3 separate regions of the Mus musculus genome follow, and regions 1 and 3 are each linked to region 2. A link is a loop called in an ENCODE intact Hi-C map of the cell type or tissue named here. Cell type or tissue: gastrocnemius. All regions are shown on one strand. Each heading gives the region's core, and the rest is flanking DNA. Links, peaks and the distances in the headings are about the cores only.

The links. Hi-C counts contacts between places; a loop is a spot of excess contacts. Peaks named below come from ENCODE experiments on the same cell type or tissue, not always from the same donor. Only the 100,000 strongest peaks of a DNase experiment are listed, where the experiment ranks them.
Region 1: it touches region 2 in a loop (6-fold over the local background); 7 of 42 quality-filtered maps call a loop at or near these places.
Region 3: it touches region 2 in a loop (10-fold over the local background); 12 of 42 quality-filtered maps call a loop at or near these places.

What each region holds. Positions count from the first base shown.
Region 1 is chr8:31,515,791-31,522,596 of GRCm38, reverse strand. No RefSeq gene overlaps it. Among named protein-coding and RNA genes, the nearest start is that of 7420700N18Rik, 150 kb to the right of the region's middle. In gastrocnemius, for the core only: a CTCF peak has its summit at 3,489 (motif pointing left); no DNase peak of the experiment used is centred there.
Region 2 is chr8:33,180,411-33,187,216 of GRCm38, reverse strand. No RefSeq gene overlaps it. Among named protein-coding and RNA genes, the nearest start is that of Gm33281, 34 kb to the right of the region's middle. In gastrocnemius, for the core only: no CTCF peak of the experiment used is centred there; DNase peaks (open chromatin) are centred at 2,441 and 2,719.
Region 3 is chr8:32,287,191-32,293,996 of GRCm38, reverse strand. It overlaps a transcript of Nrg1 not described here. Among named protein-coding and RNA genes, the nearest start is that of Gm22140, 100 kb to the right of the region's middle. In gastrocnemius, for the core only: a CTCF peak has its summit at 3,667 (motif pointing left); DNase peaks (open chromatin) are centred at 714, 3,651 and 4,225; H3K4me3 peaks cover 553 bases.

The sequences.
Region 1 (6,806 bases), core at 1,144-6,143, 1.7 Mb after region 2:
TTTTAGGTTGGAAGAACATTTTTGAATAAGAGAAGGAATTATCTCCCAAATCTTCTCCAAATTTATACAAAAAAAATATAGAACTATTCTTATATAAAGGCTATATAGTCTATACATGTGAGATACCATATGTAGCTTATCACATATAGCTGGTTTGGAGTAGAGTTCAAAGTTATATCATGGCTTGTTATGACTGAATCTTTTGAGGAAAGCCCCTCTCCTCTTGTTTTTATGACATCGCCTGTGTTAACATTCTGGCGCTGGCTAACAAATTCTCCACCTGTGATAAAAGCTTCACTTGACATTTTATGGTGACATGCCACTGAAGGACTTAAAGCGGACACCATAGAGTTTCCAACTAGCTTTCTCTAGAGGCTGCTACACATTTCCAAGTTAAAGAGTAGCTGTGGCGAAGACACAGATTTTTATCTGTAAAGTTTTCCTTTTTACCTAAAACTCCCATCTTACAGTGTTGGTCCAAAGGTATTTCTAACATTGAAGAAGACAGAGACTAAGTTAATCTCCATAGATAGTTTTCATGCAGAAAGGACTCCCTTCAGTCTTTCCTCGTGTTTATATTCAGCCAATTACCACAAACGAAATAAATTTTACTTTAAGAAAAATAATCCATCTATTTCTAGAGCATTGGATGATTTTTTTAAACAGTGCATGAGATTCCATTTTCAATATCAATTGGATAAATTTAACTGATCTTTGGAATTTCTTTGAACAGAAAATGACGCAAAAGCCCAGCTCTTAGATCTAAGCATCCTCATGTGTGAAAATCCAGGTAAAGTGTGCCAGGTCCCACCAAAGCCCACCAAGCTTAGAGTCGACCTGGCTGTGTTGTCAGCGAATGATCCTTTTGTGAGAAGACACACAATGGTGTCAAATCACAGAATCACAAGAACAGCCCCTCAGTCTGCCCTCAGCTCAGTCAGGAAAAGTGTGGAAAACTAAATTTTAAAATAATAACAATAAACAGGATTTTAGACCCAGAGTGTTCACTTTTCCAACTCTTCAAATTTCTGAAGTCATTCTTTGTTCTCTCCAAGCTACCTGCAAACCTGTTCTCAAAGACAAGATTTGTCACTTGTTAGAAAAGATGTTATTTGATAGCACATACTTTGCTGGGCTGGGTTATTTTAAAAAAATATATAATAATTCCATTGTATGCTATCCTTATCAGCACAGGAGAGACTCTTTTCTTACAGCAAGTACTTCTGTGTTTGAAATGTTAGAACTGCTAAGTACACCCTTAATGCTTCAAGCTACCAGATGCTAGAGCCTGCCTTACCTGCCCAGGCATGTTGTCTGAATTGAGGTCACAGTTTGGCAAATAACATTCCACACATTTTTTCTCTCCTACTGAATTAAAAGGGGCAGCTTGAGTTTCTCTGAATGCCATTGGTTAAGAAGTCTGACTCAGACACCTAGAGAGCTCTCCAGAGCCAGAATGGAGTGACTCGCTACTCACATGACTGGTGGGAGGTAGAAAGCCATCTCTCCTACCATTCTGTACCCTGGCCACGTTAGCCAGCATGAGTCAACTCTTGAAACCTGAAGGTGAATGTTCTACTTGACCTTTGATTTGGGGAGAGTGGCATGACTTCAAATGCTGTCTGTTTATTAATTAACAGAGAGGACTGAATTCCACAATCTGGGAAGTAACATTTGAAACTTTTTTTTTTAATTCACTTTACATCCTGATCACTGCCCACCTCTGGTCAGCCCCTTCCACAATCCTTCCACCATCCCCTTCCCCTCTAAGTGAATACTGCACCCACCCCCCACCCCCGTAACCCCCTACCCCGGGCACTTTGAGTCTCTGCAGGGCTAGACACAATCTCTCTCACTGTACCTAGACAAGACAGCCTAGCTAGTAGAACATATCCCACCCGCCGACAGGCAACAGCTTTTGGGAGAGCCCCTGCTCCAGTTGCTACACATGTGCAAGAAGGCCTAGGTCCAGCCTATGTATCCTCTCTGGTTAGTAGTTCAGTCCCTGGGAACCCTAAAGGTCTAGGTTAGTTGACTGTTAGTCTTCCTGTGAGTACCCCTTGGGGCCCACAGTCCTTTCTACTTGAAACCAAAACTTTAACAGAGTAAAACTTTCCTAATTCTCTTATATAGCCTGACTTGTTTGAGTTTTTCTTTACTTTGGATGAGATTAAGATATGTTATGGCTTGAGGTTTTGGTTTTTTTTCTTCTTCTTTCCCAAGACTTACTGGCCATTTGAAAGTAATTTTTTTTTCTTTATCAGACACATATTTAGAAAAATCATTAAATAATTACTAATGGAAAGTCTATTTCACACTTGTGAAGCGATTCCTTTGAAAGCTATTGTGCTGTAAATCATTTCAAATCTGTGATAACCAGAATCTAAAAAGAATGACTATGTGAGGTGCTCACCTAGGTACCGTCTTTCTCAAGAAAATAAATAAAGGATAATATCATTCTTTCATATACAGATGTTTGACTTACATGGAAGATTCTCCTATTAAGACTATTATGAGCTCAACGATGCAGGTAACACTTCAACCATGCATTCTTAGGAAAGCAACACAATTCATGGTGGAATATTGATAGCTTACCCTCAGGATGGCATGGCTGACTGTAGCTCACTGCTGTTGCCCAAGACAAGGGTATCAAAGAATATATTACAAGCCCAGGAAAAGGTCAAAATTCAAAGTATAATTTCCCTGAACGACTAATCCCTTTAGCATGACCATAAAGCACAAAACTTTAAGTTGAACCATATGTTGAACCATTAATACCATAGGAATGAGCAAAACTGAAGGAAATAGGAAGAGAAATGTTAGGATAAATTATGTTATTGGAAGGAAAATAGAACTGGTTGAAAACTGTTGAAGGTGGGTAAACACGGCCCTCATGAAAGCATCAGCATGTCTGGGGTCCAAGATGAGTTAGTTTATGTCATAAGAATCAAAAGCAAATGAGTTTATTCTTACTTCCTAAATTGTATGCAAGTATTTTTGCCTCCAACAGTCGCCCCCAAAAGACAACCGAATAAGAAAACTGTCATTTAAACCCAAAATGATTTTGTCATTGCCATCCTATCCAACCTCCTTTCAAAGCCACGCTTAATCCTGCTTGTTGACACGTGCATTTAAGTTCTCCTGGAGTCACTCATGAAGACGTTGTGTAATTCAGTTTGGTAAAAAGGATTTTTAGTTATTTATGTAAAACATGATTGACATTTTATTGTAAGACCTTGTTCTTTTGCTAGAGTTCGACACTTACCATGCTTACAGGAGGGATTGCTTTCAAGGCTGTCCTTAAATAGGGTTTTTTGTTGCTTCCTTTTAGCATAATTGTTGCACTTGTTGCTACATTTAACATGTACCCGAACAAATGGGATTAGCAACTTTCTTGATGGTGTTCTTTTTAGTGATGGCCATTCACTAACATCTTTCTTTAGTTAACTAGTATTTAACTGGTGACTAAATATTCAGTTAAAATAATTCTGATAGGCTCATAATGCCATCTAGTGGACAATCTTTAAAATACCACCCCCTGCCCCCCACCCCCAGCCATTTTAATTTTCTAATCATCAATATGCTCTTTAATCTGGACAATGGCTTCATTTAGAAGGATGGGTTAGGATCCCTAAACTCTCTGACAAGTCTATGTAGCATTTCTAACATTGATACCATCCTAAGGGAAAGAAACACACAGCATCAAGTACTTCTGGTTCCTCATCTGTTCAATGGTGTCACCAATGCTGTTAGGAAGTTACAAAGTAGGAATCCAATGTGCAATGTTCGTGTTCGTTGGTTCTCTGATCACCATGGTTTTATATAGAAGTCTTTTATAGCTACTTTGTGATGGTAGAGAAGTGCCATCATGCTCTCTATGGGAGAATTAAGGTTAATGAGAACACAATGGCACTGTCAGCCAAGAACCTGCAGAATGCCCAAACTCAGCCATGGTTTCTCAAAGGTAAAAGTCCTGGCCTTGGCTGTCCACAGACTGGTAGTGATACCTCGTGAGGTAGGAGAGCTTCTCTCAAAGGCACAGATGACTGAACATACGCTCACATGTTAATGTGACTCACAACTTCAGTATGTGTATCTCAACAGATGCTAGGAAACACGTCCTAAAATTCAACACTTGTTTTTTGAGTAGGCAGCAAAATGATGACGTCATAAGCATGTAGACAAGAACACTGCCGTAATTATAAAGCCCCGTGATGTCATCAAATTACTTCCAGTAAGATGGAGCGCATTTCTGCCATTATCACCATTAATTCAGCCCACGTACCTGCATTCTGATATGATATAGATTTACTGTGCTGGACAGATGGTAAAATGGTTAAGAATGCTTGCTGTACTGCATAAGACATGGAATTGGATCACAACATCCAAGTCAAGTGATTGTCCAGCACCAGGGCATCCCAGGCCTTTCCTGACCTCCACAAGCACTTAGATCTGTACCCATTCACACACACACACACACACACACACACACACAAGAATATAAGAAAATAGATCGTTAAAGAACACATAGACTTAATAGACATAATGATTATTGGACAAAAGTAACCTGAAAAACCTGTAAACATTAAGAGCTTATACAGTAGATAGAAATATATATAAATATATATGTATGTGTGTATATATATAAATAATGCTCTATGAAGTAGGAAAAAGAAAAAAGAAAAAGTAATTAGAAATAGCTGAAAATATTTACAAATAAGGCAAATCAGAAATACACAGGTTTTATGAGTAAGAGTTGAATTTTATTGAATGGCTCTTATGATCTATTAAGATGACTATCATATATATATATCATATATATATGCCTGTTACCTAAGCACATGCAATTTTAAAGTTAAATGTTATGAAAACTGAAAATGAGTCAGAAATATTTCCAACAATATATTTGAAATGCTCTCTTAAATAAACCTTCATTTACATGCCAAACTTGGTTCAATTTCTTTGTTGCTTCTTAATTGATATTCTCATTATTCAGGACATGTGTCTCACCTAGAGTAATACATAAATTATGGTTATTACCTTATTAACTTTTAAATTATTTTCTGCACTTTTGTGAGACCGAGAGACATGAGAATATGAACTCTGTTTTTCTAAGCAAGGACATGTTTTAGAAAGCAATATGCTTAATAAATACTAATTAGCAATGGGACAATTGAGGCAGATCCTCCAGTAATCATCGCCTCACTGAAACCCAGATCTAAGCAGCTAATTGGCCACCAAATGACCAAGTAGAGAACACATTGCCTGGGTTCAATGAGTACAGCAAAGAAGGAAACTGCATCAAAGAAGGGGTTGCCCATGTTATCCTTTTTCCAGCTATAAGCAATATGATGTGATAGAAGATGTCTCCTGCTTTAGGGATGAAAAAGGAATTAAATCTAGACCTTACACTTGAATTCCAGGATCTGGCCTGCTACAGTGAGTGCCAAGCAGAGACCCATGTCCCCTGCCTCTTGTACAGTGACTATGGACAACGTCTCTGGAACCTGATTAGGCAGATATCCTGGGGACTGCTTCCGGGACCCTTTCTCTCAGGCAGCAGAGGAAGCAAAATTCCTTCTACTGGGGAACAGAGGAGGATAACTGACACATGGGCTTTGCCTTGAAGGTCAGAGCCAACCCTGATGACTTGTGATCTGGTACTAGCTATGAACTAGAGGCCTGACAGACAAAACTTCCAGATCTTTCCAATATTATATATAAAGACTTACGGTATCAGTGGAGTTAACTCATGGCCTATATCACTGTCAATATTAGAGTTGGCTGGAGGGATCAGTGGATTGCATAGATCCTTCATCTGTAAGAGTCAGGTGAAACCCAGAATAACCAAGGAAGTGTCTCTATACCCCGCGTCAGGAAATATAACCATTCATCCTCAAGCTGACCCTCACATATGGAGACTCTGGCTCTGAGCAGGCAGCAGTATTCTAGGAGGAGAGACCCAGGCTTTGAATCACATCACTGCCAACTGAAACTGAAGTGCCAGTCTCAGGACTTAATACACCATCTGTAGTACTGAAGTGGCAAAAGTGACTTGTTCATAACTTCTGGAACTCAAGCAAAAAACAATGAAGCTAGATGATGCATAGTACAATATGTAATCCTGGAATGTTCAGATGGCATCATGAAATAGGCATCAAGAGCTTTCATATAATGTAATAATCAAAATAAGGTAATACTAGAAGTTGATCATATAGCAATGAGCATGGGTGAGTTTTCAGTGATGTGTTGGGTTAAGCTCTTTACAAGAACACTCAGTTCTTCTTGACTTTCATGTGTTTCACAAATTGCATCTTATATCTTGAGTATTCTAAGTTTCTGGGCTAATATCCACTTATCAGTGAATACATATCATGTGAGTTCTTTTGTGATTGGGTTACCTCACTCAGGATGATGCCCTCCAGGTCCATCCATTTGGCTAGGAATTTCATAAATTCATTCTTTTTAATAGCTGAGTAGTGCTCCATTGTGTAAATGTACCACATTTTCTATATCCATTCCTCTGTTGAGGGGCATCTTTCCAGCTTCTGGCTATTATAAATAAGGCTGCTATGAACATAGTGGAGCATGTGTCCTTCTTACCAGTTGGAACATCTTCTGGATATATGCCCAGGAGAGGTATTGCTGGATCCTCCAGTAGTGCTATGTCCAATTTTCTGAGGAACTGCCAGACTGATTTCCAGAGTGGTTGTACAAGCTTGCAATCCCACCAACAATGGAGGAGTGTTCCTCTTTCTCCACATCCACGCCAGCATCTGCTGTCACCTGAATTTTTGATCTTAGCC
Region 2 (6,806 bases), core at 725-5,724:
GGGTTGTGCAGAGGTGAGGATTATAGCTAATCATTTAGTCAGGTGTGGTGGTACATGTCTGATTTCAGCCCTTGGGAGCTGAGGAAGAAGAAGTACAGGTTTGGGGCCAGCCTGGGTTATACAACGAGAACCCACCTCATAAAAAATGTTGATAGTTTGGTTCTGTGTCATGAGACTTTCTGTAAAAATAGTCAGGGCCAGGTCAGGACACTGGCCTTGTCTTTTACAGTTCTCCCCCACCCCATCTCCACCCTCAAGAAAGTACAGCTCAACCGACTGTTACCTTTGTTCTTAAAGCAGGGCCTGAGCTGGTGCGAGAAGAGGAAGTAACAGAAGACTGGGGTGTAGCCCACACTCCCCAAGTCATTTGCTCTCTGCCTGATAGTTATTCTCTAATGCTATTAGAGAACAGAGGATGGTCAGCTGTAAATGATCCTTCTCCTATGGATCTAGGTATAAGATGGGGCCAGGCGAATTCCTATTGGATAGGGACCAGTTCTTGTTCTTGGTACTTCAGTGGCAGACAAACTACTCTGTTGGCCCTGTTCAAAATTGGTAGAAAGATGTTTCTCCCATTCATACATCTCAATGAAAATACAGGGCCCTAATGGGAGGAGGTCTGAAAAAGCAGCTCTTTTTTTTTTTTTTTTAAAGTTTATTTTATATGAGTACACTCATAGCTGTCCTCAGACACACCAGAAGAGGGCGTCAGGTCTCACTACAGATGGTTGTGAGCCACCATGTGGTTGCTGGGAATTGAGCTCAGGAGCTCTGGAAGAGCAGTCAGTGCTCTTAACCGCTGAGCCATCTCTCCAGCCCTGAAGCAGCAGTTCTTATGCAACCCAATTATTGCTTAATGACAACTTGAGAAGCCATCAGCCGTTTGGGTGGTAGAGTTTCACTGACATCTTAGAGTTCTGACTTTTCTCATGGTCATATATTTGCATTTATTAAAAACATGCCAAAACCAGAGGGCAAAAATATGCCAAACCCCTGGATTTTGACCAAGAAATTACTCAAATACCTTTATTACATTACTTATTAGATTTGAAAATGTGTTCTCTGGTCAAATCATATCCACATTGTAGCTTCAGTATTTATACTGCTCGAGAGTGCCCCTTCCTCACGTATCTGCAAGTGTTTCTGTGTTTACACACATTGCCCGACACAGGTTTGCCTTATGAATATTCACATCTATGGTTTCATTCTGATCTTTGGTCCAACTTGCGTTTGTGGTAAGGAATATTTTATTTTCTACTTCAAATTATGCCAAGTGCCATTGTCTAACGTAGCTTACTAACCATGCTAAATTACTGAAAGAGAGTAGGCAACATGGCTCATATGGAAAAGTCACCTGCCACAAGCCTGGTGAACGGTGTTCCGTCTCCTGTAACCACATACATGTGGAAGGAGGTGACTGACTGACTCCAGCATCCTCTGACCCGTGCTGGGGATACATAACACAGAGAAAGAGAGAGAAGGAGGGGGGGGGGGAGAAGGGAGAAGGGGAGGGGGGGGGGGAAGGGGGAGGAAGAGGGAGAGGGTGGAGATATATACAGAGACGGAAAGACAGACACACACACACACAGAGCAGATGACTGAGAGACTAAGAGAGACAGAGAGAATACATTTAAAAAATATATGCAAGAATATATATGCAAGCAGAAGATGGCCTAATCGGCCATCAATGGGAGGAGGGGCCCTTGGTCTTGCGAGGAACATATGCCCCAGTACAGGGAAATGCCAGGGCCAGGAAGCGGGATTGGGTGGGTTGGGGAGCAGGGCGGATGAAGGATAGCATTTGAAATGTAAATGAAGAAAATATCTAATAAAAATATATGCAAGAAAACACGGAATAGTGTGGAGGAATGCAGATGGAAAAAGAGGGGGACAGAAAAATAAATTAGGGCTGTAGTGACAGGGTCACAGTGAGAAACAGAAATCCAGGAGTCACCTTCAAGGGGTGATGTGGGATGGACTTAAGATTGTTGGATATGTGTACCGTGGGCTCCCATGTCTGGATCACGTGTCTGACCAGAAGATGGGACACATTGCTGGGGGTACACGAACCAGAGAAGGAAAGTTTGGGGAAGAAGAATGTGGGAGTTTATGTGCCCTGTGTGCTTTTAATGACCAGGAACGGGCTGACTGACAGGAAGACTCTCAGCAGGTCCCTTAGAGCTGAGAAGGTGGAGGAAGGTGGTGGGTGGGTAGTTTTGAGTGCCTGGCACCAGGCAGAAAAGGAAGCTAACGTGGCCCGTCCAGCCTTTTCCTACAGTTCTACCTACCGTCCCACCATTCATCTGCCTTCTCCATTCTCCTCAACCGAGAAAGCTGAAGGGAAGCATGTTGTAGGATAAAGTTTTCTGGAAATAATTTCTTGGCCTGGAAGAAAAAGTTCAATTAACAACTGCGTACTGTTCTGTCGCTGAAGTTCCTATGTTAGCCACTAGATGGCAGGCCCCGTTCACAGAAGTACACAAACTAAGCCACAGAACTTTATTTTTCTTTTCTTTTTTCTAGGGGATTGGGGGGATTGTTATAGATGCCAAAGATTCTGCCCAGAAGTGAGAGAAAAGAAACTTTAAGGAGTTACCTTTTTACTAAACAATTAATTTGGGTATAAAAATTTTGATATATACCGTATATCATGAGCGCACTGTCTTTTTAGCCCTCATTTCTTTAATATCCGTGCGTTGAGACAGGAAGCCGGGTGTGGTGGCGCACGTCTTTAATCCCAGCACTCCGGAGGAAGAGACAGGCAGATTTCTGAGTTCGAGGCCAGCCTGGTCTACAAAGTGAGTTCCAGGACTACACAGAGAAACCCTGTCTTGAAAAAAACAAAACAAAACAAAACAAACAAAATGACAGTAATCTATAATGATTAATTTAGACGATTAACTTAGACAAGTGCTAAAATAACGGGAGAGGTCCAATGCTATACTTCAGCAAGATAAATTATTTTTCCTTTTGAGGGCCCATATTCTTTTGAGGGTCGTAGTTTTGGAGAGAGGGAAGAAGTTGAAGGGCAGGCTCTGGACTCAGGGCTCAGATTGCTGTCAACATTAGACCAGAACTAGTGTGTTCCTGGGCACTGCTCCCCCATCTACATTTGGGGTTCTTCATCATGAGGAAAGTGACATCATTAATTTGTACTTATAGCTCTAGTGCTAATCAAAGGATACATGTGTCCAGTGCCCTGGTTTTTAGTAGGCACACGTGAAAATGAAGGTGATGGCAATTTTGAAGGGTGCCAGAAAGGCTGCCGTTGACAAAGGCTCATGTTTTAGGTTGTCACTGGGAATGTGTAGAGTCTCAGAAGCATTTTTTTTTCTTAAATAAGAAATGTTGGGAATAAGCCGTTCAGAGATCAGGCGTGACAAGGTGTGGTGCTGTGTGTAGGGGCTGAACAACTCTGTGTGGCTCACATTTCAGTGTTACTTCAGTGCAAAGTTCTAGGGAGTTGAAGAAGCCTGGAGAAAGAAAAAAAATTTTCTTTATTACTTCTAGTTGCCTTAAAAGCAAGCAAGCAAGCAAGCAACCAACCAACAAAAAACCAAAACAAACACAAAAAAGCCCCAAACCAACAACCAACCAACCAACCAAAAAAAAAAAAATCCCCGTGTTTATATGGGAATTAGAAATATCTATTTAAGGCCAGGCTGTGTAGGGCACGCCTTCAATCCCAGCAGTTGGGAGGCAAAGGCAGGCAGATCCCCGTGAGTTCAAGGCCAGCCTGGTGCACCTGCAAGGGATTATCTAGATTAAGTTAATGGAGGTGGGAAGACTCACTTTAATTGTGGGTGACAGCATTCCAGGGACTGGGATCCTAGACTGAATAAAATACTGAAAGCCATGGAGCAGTAGAATTCATCGCTCTTTGTTTCCCGACTGTGGCTGCTACATAAAGCGAGTAGCTGCCTCCCACTCCTGTCGTCATGGTTCCCCATTCTCACAATGGACTGCACCTTGCAACTGTGTGCAATGAACTCCTCCACATCGCTGCCATCCGGGCATGATGACATTCTATTGCAGTAACAGGAACCGGAAGTAACATGCCATGTTCAAACACGAAGGCCACCAATTGCACAGCGCCCTTTAGTGTGCTGTAGGTATTCTCTTCTATGGACTTAAATAGTAATCATATCTAAAAATACTCACACAACCAGCCAGAATAATATTTGACCAAATATCTGGGCTCTGTGACCCAGCCAAGTTGACAATCACCACACTAGTGAGACTACCTATGTCTTTATATTTAATTTATGGTATTTATAAGGAAAAAAAGAGTTAAGTTTTATTTGTGTTTATTTTCCAAGTGTTTCAATTCTTATCTCTTATTTGGAATATTTAACCAGGGAAAGTTTGTTGTAACTACTTAAATATTTATGGCTAAATTTTTCACTCTATTTGTTTTATGGTTTACTAAAGCATCCTAAGGTCTCTCTCAATTTCCCTCCTGGCTTATGTGTCTGTGGATGAGATCTCAGTTTTGTTTGAATGTGTTTGTTTATTGAATTTTCACCCTTGGAAGGTAATTTTACTTAGGTTTGTAGAGTTTGGCTTCTGATCTAAACTTCACTGTTCAGTTTCAAAATTCTATTTGATCTGAGCTGGTTTTCAGTTACAATATTTTCCCTCTTGTCTGGTTAAGTTGACACATCAACCATACTAGTTTAAACTTTGGTTTTGAAAATTTCAGTATTTGGCCTTTCATTGATGTGAACTCCCATTGATGGGTTCCCCCCCCCCCCAACTTATAGACAATTCCTTTTCATATCTTGTAGGTTTAGATAGAATGTTACATGTGGTATATACAAAATGGGAAGTTGAAACTCTGGACAATGCCATTTTTTTCTAGTAATTATTTTTTTTTCCTTCAAGCAAATGCCCTCAATCCTCTCTGACCCTGGCATGTATCGGCAGCCAGCATGGATCTTTGCTCTTATTTGTTGACTCTCTCAGATGAGTGGAGCACCCTTCTGTGTAGCCAGGTTCCTTCCCAAGACTAAGGTCACAGTTTTACTTCCAAATCAACTATTTCAGACTAGGGAACTGTCCACACACAGTGGCATAGATCTGATTTACCTTACCTAGTTAGCTGGGGTGAAGGTTAAACTAGTTGTTTTCCTTCTGCGGATGTGAACTTAGTCCACTTCAACAAACTTACAGTAAAAAGAACTTCCTGGAGGTTGGAATGAAACTATGGTAGGATTTGCTGAGCCCCAGAGGCTGTTGGAAGTAGATGGAACAGGGATGCCTTTCTAAGACATGTACAAAGATCTGGAAACAGAAGAAGGAGAGTCTTGAGGCAGACAGAGGGGCACTTTTGTTGGGTATAAAAATTCCAGGGATAGGCTCCTGACTGGGAAGGGCATTTAGCTAAGACCTGGGAGCTCAGCTCCAGGCTTCCTTTACACTGACTACCATATAGACGAGAGCAAGGTTCATCCATCTCGGCACTAATGGCCCAGCACAGTAAGTGAAGAGGGCTAAGTTTGACTTCTCAGACGCTGCCCACATACATGTGCTTGTGTTTGTGTGGACCCAGTCTTACTCAGCTGAGCAGACTAGCTTGTTATCTGATACTCTTCATAAGATCATTCTTCAGCTAAAGAAGTTTTAGATATTTTCAGTTTTACCCTTTTATAGATTATTCAAATGTACTATTCTTGGTTTTAAATTTTTGAAAAAGCAGCAATCACTGTAACCTCTTTAATAGTAATGTCCAAATATTTCACTTTTTTAGAAGTCATTTTATTTTCTGCCTTTGCCTCCCCCTTCCCTGTGTGTGTGTGTGTGTGTGTGTGTGTGTGTGTACACGATATATGTGTGGTGACCATAAGAAGGTACCAGATCCCTTAGAACTGAAGTTATAGCTGGTTATGCTCCTGCTGACAGGGTCCAGGGAACACAACTCAGATGCTCTGGTAGAGTAAAATGTGCTCTGAACCACTGAGGCTATGACTCCACTATACACAAATTTCATCTTTTAAGGGAAAAAATACCAGGAGGAACTTCGTACTTTGTAATGTGATCAGTTTTTCTAGGAATCTGAAATTATAAAGAGAACTGAAATAATGAGTGAAGAATTTTTATGTACATCATAGCTCATGCTTGGATGGGGTCTGAGAAATCTAATAATTCCCAAATTTCATATACGGTGGCTCATTCATAAGTTTACTCCCAATTGTTCAATTAATCGTTAATGTAGCCACTAATTAAATACAATGTTTAGATATAATTAAACTTGATAAAGAGTTGACCTCAAAGTAAACAGATTATGTTGTTGGGTGTCACCCAATAACAGGAGTTCTTTGTATCTGGTCAGAGTTAGAGGAAGGAAATAATTGAAATGAGAACTTCTTAGTTATTGACTTGAAGGTGAAAGGGACTGTTCGACAAGAGATGTGAGCATTTCTAAGGAGATGGAAACAACCTGTGACTGAGAACCAGCGGCGGCACAGCTGTAAGTAACTGAACGCCCACAAACCTTATGAGACAGCTCCCAAGCTGGGGAATGAATTCGTTTGCTCAGAGCGCCATAACAAGAACTGGAGATCTCCATCAGGTACAAGATACAATATGAGTGGGCACAAACCCTCACATCAGGGCTGGGCGAGGCAACCCAGGAGGAGGAAAGGTATCCTAAGAGCAGATGAAAGGGCCAGAGACACACCACTCCCAACCCCACTCCCTACTCCCCAATCCTGCGGAAGATGTAGAGGAAGAACTGTAGGTGCCAGAGAGGCAGGGCTCATAGGGGCTCACAGAAAATGAAGCAGCAGTCATGGTGCCTGCATAGG
Region 3 (6,806 bases), core at 668-5,667, 890 kb after region 2:
TACTGTCAAGGGCAATTCTGGAAGAAAAGCAAAAAGGGAATTCCTTTCTCTCAGTTTTAAAATGTGGTGGAGGAGAGGGTCCTGTTCTTCCTGGCACTGGTTCACTCACCAAGGAGCTGGAAATGGTTGGCACCTGATATTTTTCTTGAATTTATTTAAGCTCACAGTGGTACAAGCTGCTTACTGACCCTCGAGGTAGCAATCACTATTTTAAAATGTGTCTTATTCTTGCTACAAGGACTAAGCTTGCATGGAGGCTGCAGCCCAGGAGTCTTAAAATGCAAATGAGGGAAACCCCAGGTTAGAATGCTTCTGCACGCGCAGACAGGTTTTCAATCCCGTTACCTTAGCAACATGTGCCCTTGTGTTCCTTGAATCACCTTGACAGTCTGGTGAGGAGGGGCCGGTGAATTAGAAAGAAAACTGGGGAGTATGGAAGTTTAAGATTGGTTGGGATCCTTCTGACTCGGTTCTTACTGTAAAAATAGAAAGTCCCCTTTCCAGAAATAAAAGAACTCGGGAAGAAATAAGCCCACTGGTTGAAAGGCATGGAGGTGAAAATATCAGAACTAGCCGGACCTCAGTGAGCAGAGATATTCCAAAAATATCCTCCCCACCAGCCGCGCTGCAGATGTGTGGCTCTGGCTCCTTGAGGCTAGCCATCTGCTGCAGTGTTTCCCTGGAAACCCCAGCAACGCCCCTCCCGGCGCTCCTCCCGCGCCAGCCCTGCGCCGCTAAGGAGTGGCGGTGATGTCACTGCTGCTAGCTAGGAGGGAATCCCGAGATCCACGTCCCTCGGGTGGAGCCAATCATGGTGGGCTCTGCTGCTGGGAACCTGAGGCTTTTGACAAGATTGAAATTACCAAGGCAACATGCCATTCATCACAGTCCACAAAACACGGCTTGGAACAGATTCTAAAATCGTGGTTTTTTTGTTATCGTTGTTTTTTTCTTTCTTTTTCTTTTTCTTTTTCTTTTCCTTTTCCTTTTTTTTCCCCTCTCTTTTGCTTCTTTTGCTTCTTTTGCTTCTTTGTAAACGGAGCCCGGCCCACAGAGGCAGCTCGGCAGGCAAACCACCTACACCTACGGAGTTTTAACCTTCTCTCTGTGGATACATGAGAAAAAGACACGAAATGATTTTTTTAACCTCTTTTAAAAATAAAGGTAAAGAAATCTCTCTTATCTATACGCTGTGGCTGTGCTGTTGCCTCTGCAGAAAACTAGAATGAGAATTCCGAATGAGTTGTAGTTACACGCGGACCTAAGGCTGTGAGATGCTTAGAGGGTGTGTGTTCTGTCAACCCCCATAGACACTGATGCAGAGCGGTGTAACAGTAAAAGGGCCTGCTTCCTTTAATGATTGGTAGGCAGGATTAACTTTTGAGAAGCATGGAAAAAAGGGACAAAGAGCTGCCTTTGGAAAATCATGCTGCTCTGGGTATGTTTTAGCTCACATTCTCAGAATCTTAGCAGGAATTAAGTAAACCCAAAAGAAAGAAAAACAAGCCTCAGTAACGTTGGGTTGGGGCAAATAAGTACACCGGGGTCTGCTCTTGCGATTGTGCCTCATTCACAGGTTGTAGACAGTCACAGCGTTTGTGGTCAGGATGTTTCTAGGCAGCATGTCACAGTAAAACCAGTGGATATTTAGGGAATACATTTATTTCATCTTGTTTTCGCTCCTACAAAGGAGAGTTGTAGTTGTAGACTGTATATCAGGTAGTAGTGATGTACTGAACATACTCTTGTGCTCTTGGCATTTAGAAACAAATTATTAGTCTTTGTCGGCATTCTTAGGGAAAGCCACATTATATTTTTAGTGGCCTAAAAGCTAAAATCAAACATACACTTTAATTTGTTCTCTTCCTGTGGTTAGTGTTTTATTTATATGTAAAGGTTTGTATTCTCACATTTGTGATTCTCTCTCCCTTCTGTCATCCAGATCTTTATTACCAAAATACATTTGCCCTTTCCCCCTAATCTTTATGCATTTTTTTCACAATTAAGCAGTGTACCTTGGAACACACACACACACACCCCTATCTCCCAGGCCACAAGGAAGAAAATGTGCATATGAATGTATATCTTTTCTGTAATCAATATGCATGAGTTTTCACAGAAGATTTGCTGGAATTTTTCATCAATTCTTTACCTGACTCCAATATGCTCACTTAAAACTATGTTTTAAAAAAAATCAGATTTAAAAAACATAAGCTAATGGATACAAAAGCAGTGTGTCCTGGAGTCTTTAACTCTGTCTCCTGAGTTACTTCATTTCTCTTCTACCTCTAGGATAAGAGTTTTGCCAGGAATCAGGGTTTATAACAGTCTACATAACTGGTTAATTTTCCTTTATGTTCTTGGCTTAATGTATAAATGAAATAGCTAACTCTTGGAGAGATAGAGAAAACCTGACCCACTCTAAATTCTCTCTGTGCCCTGTCCCCCACCATACCCAGGGCCAGTCCACTTTTCCAGAGCTGTGAGCCCAACCTCTGTCTTTTCAAGCCTTTCACTGTACCATATGATAGGGAAGTTCTCTTCTCTTCTCTCCCTCCTTCTCAGCCATCACACTTGGCTTAGATATTTTCAGGTCCCCTGAAAACAGATTTTCACTTGCCACGATTAAATAATGGTATTTTAAGGAACCCACCTGGTCAAACAAAGAGGAGATAGACAAAAGAAAAAAAAAAGAAAAAAAAAGAAAAAGAAAAGGAAGAAAAGAAAAGAAAAGAAAAGAAAAGAAAAGAAAAGAAAAGAAAAGAAAAGAAAAGAAAAGAAAAGAAAAGAAAAGAAAAAAAGGTTTCAGAGACTGATCCCTGAGTCTGGCTCATTATAGATTCTATTTCCATTTGCTGGTGACAGGCTCGGCAAATAAGCAGTGTTGCTGACCAGAGAACAGCCTGTCTGTGAGGCATTCAGTCACAGAGAAAAGCAATGGCCTTCTCTCACAGACGCCATGTTTTGGAAATAGAAAGCCGTCTTGCTATTTGTCCTTCTTTACTTCAAATATCATATAGATAAGAGAAACAGGGTCAGATACTGTATTCGTTTTGCAAAAGAAATCATATTAAAGTAACTCGAGAATAACTAAGTAATACCTGGGGCTTGCAGAAAGAGTACTACAATTTCTGATTACTTGGACAGATATTTTTTAAGGGTTTAAATAAATAATTTCCCCTAAGATGATAGACAACTTAGTCTAACTAAAAAATGGCTAGTGTGTTATTTCTTAATGGCATAAAGCAAACCTGGACTTCTCTCGACTGTTTTGCAAAGAAATAATACTTTGCTGTGGTTAGATTTGGATCTTAAAACCTAGAAACCTACATCTTTTTGCTGCATAGTGTTCAGTGAAAGAATATCAGGTGAGATGTCTGTGACCTTGTGTAAGTCTCTTCATCTCTCTGAACCTAGGATTCCTGGTTTGGGGGGGGCAGTTTTTGGTTTGTTTGTTTGTTTGTTTGTTATTTGATTGAAAAGATAATGATAATAATTGAGTTATCTCTCCAGATATTGATAAGTTTAAAAGGGCCTGTATAAATAAACATGCTTGTGTAACCAGTGACACACACCCGATCTCCTGCATGGAGTTTTGCATCTTCTTAGCTGTGATCCAACTCAGCGGGCCTCATCCTCCTCAGCTGTGTGTGGTCAGGTTGCCCTCTAGTGACTACACACCATAGAGACCGTGGGTCCCACTGAAGTCTTGAGAAAAGGAATTCGTGGAGTCTGAGGAGACTAGGGAAAGTATTAGCAGAAATGTATGCACTCACAGGCATCAGAACAGCAGGACAGAATAGCAACAGTTTACCATGATTGAGGGACACGATGCATGGAGTAGGAGCAGTGGAAAGGATACAGCCGAGACATAGCTGTAAGGGACCAGTCTGAGTCTGAACTGCTTTGCATTCTGTCCAGCGGTCCTAAATCCCCACTCCTGTAAAAAGCTGTGAGCGAAATGACATAATGAAAATCCAGGGTCGCCAAAGTCCCTTCCAAGTTCAGGATTCTCTGGGTCATCATAAGATGAGGAAAAGAAAAATAAAATAAACAATAACTGGAACGAAACGTGAAGGAGACTCGGTGAATGATCTGCCTAAAGGATGCTCCGTGTTTGTAATGAACCTGAAAGGGCCTCAGTATCTCGGGCTCGCAGCATCAGTGTGACTCCGTGGAGGAGACAATGTGGAGGCTGGCCTTCCTGCTGGACTGCAGGAGGCAGAGCATAAATTGTACAGTGTGTTGGCATCCTTCCCAAAGGCTCAGCCTCAAATTGCTTTCTCTTGGACAGCACAGTCTACTTGTCTAATGGAAGTAAGTTCTCTTAGAACTACCCAAGACGCAAATGATCTTTCTGGGGGTGAGGAGGAGTCTTTAAATCTGCTCCCCATTTAGAGCCGTCACAACCCTGTATGGATTATATATATAATCTAGTTTCCCTAAACCAACTAGATGTTAAATCAAAAGGTAGTCAGAGTTCACAAAACAATGTAAATAGTTAGAGACCCTCATTGGGCTCGATAGACTTGTGGTTCTCAGCCTGTGGGTATTAATCCCTTGTGTGTGTGTGTGGGGGGTGTTGTCAAAAGACCCTTTCACAAGAGTCACATATCAGCTATCCTGCATATCAGATATTTATATTACAAATTATAAGGGTAGCAACATACAGTTATGAAACAATAAAATAATTTTATGGTTGGGGGTCACTACCGCATGAAGAACTGTGTTAAATGGTCAAAGCATTAGGAAGGTTGAGAACCACTGCTCTAGATAAAAGGATGTCTCGTGGATGAGAACTTGAAGCAAACATCTCAGTGATATAGCACTACCTAAGGAATATCAGGGTCAGAAGGTGTGGACTTTCATTTCCATATAGACAGTTGCCGTTTACAAGTAACCTGTAATATTCTACCCTTATCAGAGCCTCATAAGTAAAACAAAAAAGAAGATACTTATTTATATCAATCAAATATTTGCAAAGTGCTAGCATGTCTTCTAAACTATACTGAGGTCACAATGCAAATTACCTTAGGTCCCTAAAGCACTATAAAACAATGAGGGGTTTTTTTCCAGCCAATTAAAAGCAGCATATAAAATTGAGGTTTAGCTTAGGAGCCAGTGACCCATGGAGGCCTTGGAATTGAGAGCCATTGGTCACCAAGCATTCTCATCCTGGGAAGTGCAAAATCACCCAAGTACCATAAGCTTAAAGAGCTGTCCATTAGCACGTGGCCAGCCCAGCATTACAGCCAGGAGCAACCTGCATCTTAAATATGTTCCTCACCTCCTGGTGCTCAAGCCCCCTTTTACCCAGAAGTGGGGGAGAGACATGAACCCTGTGTTTACAATGTAGGGAGCATCTTGTTGCTTTAGCCCAACCCTTCCCAGGAGTTCCAAAACTGTCTCATAGGGGCCACCAGGTGGCAGTTAGGGCAAATGGTTTCAGCCTTTGTTTTTATTTTTTCCCCCAACCAGGGAATCCTGAGGTTTACTGGTGAGGAAGCAGAACTTGGAAATGAAAACTTAGTAGAGAGCTGGGACTGTGAGCCCTGCACTTTGTATTTTGCAGAGACCATACTTCACACGTTCCTTATGGCAACATCTGGTAAACATATTCTTTAGACAGATGAAGACAGACAAACACAGGCAATAAAGGATGTTCCCCCGTGTGGAAACTCTGGAACATGCCATGAAGTGAGTGAGGCAGGGGGATTTCACTAACTAGCAGTTTAGGGTCTGGGCAGCCTCGTCAACAACACTTCTGAAACCAGATAAACCATGTTTCCTTTTGAATCAGAAAATATATTACTATACCTTAACCTCCTGAATGTTAGGATTAACAGTGATTGGGCAACTACTCTTCTCAGTTTGTCCTTTATTCCCATCTGTATTTCAGAATGAATGTTAGAAACATAAATGCTAGAAAAAAATTTTTTTTGCACTTGAACTTAGCTAATGGATAAAATTAGAAGTTATTGATTTTATATTCAACTATTTATATTCCTAAATTACAAAATTTCAGTTTGTTACGTAATGACTTTTGGGAATTTTTCCATTCCTGGCCAACTTTTATCGTGATGAGCCATACCCTTTCACTGTATAACTTTGTTTGTTTTGCCTTGATGGGGTGTACCATTTCATTCTAAATTTTTGCTGATGTAAATATGATAAAACCGCAAGCCCAAAGACTGGAAAAAATGAGTTTTTATTTTTGGTCATTTGACTGTAGACTTTAGGAAATCAAACTTCCCTGTCAAAATGGTCAGTTGCTTTCACTTCATAACAATAAATGGAGTTCATAAATGTAGACCAGCAACTCAGGGACCAGATGACTGGTTCCCATTTGTCTCCTCCTCACATGGTAGCAGAGGCATCCAACATGTCCTGCAGTTACCACCCATCAACCCAGACTTCCCTGGACCCATTGTTTGTTTGCTTATTTGACAAAATCAGACTCTGCCTAACCCCTCTGGAATGTACAGTGTAGTCCCTACTTGGGGGCATTTCTGTCATGGGTTATTATTTCTTTCCTATGATTTTTCTGCATTTCTCATCAACCTAGTTGTTTGAACAAATGACACACAGTCCATGAATTACCACCTCAGGTGGTTTCATTCATAGCATTTTGAGTCCAGGTGACCCAAGACCTGGTGATCACACTCATGAGTCTTCTTGCATGTTCCAAAGTGTACAGAACTGCTTCCTTCATTCACATGTCAAAAGGAGATTGATTTTGTACCATTAATTGTGTTATAAGCATTCTTTTATTCATGAGTACATCCATCCTATTAAAACTGCAGGGC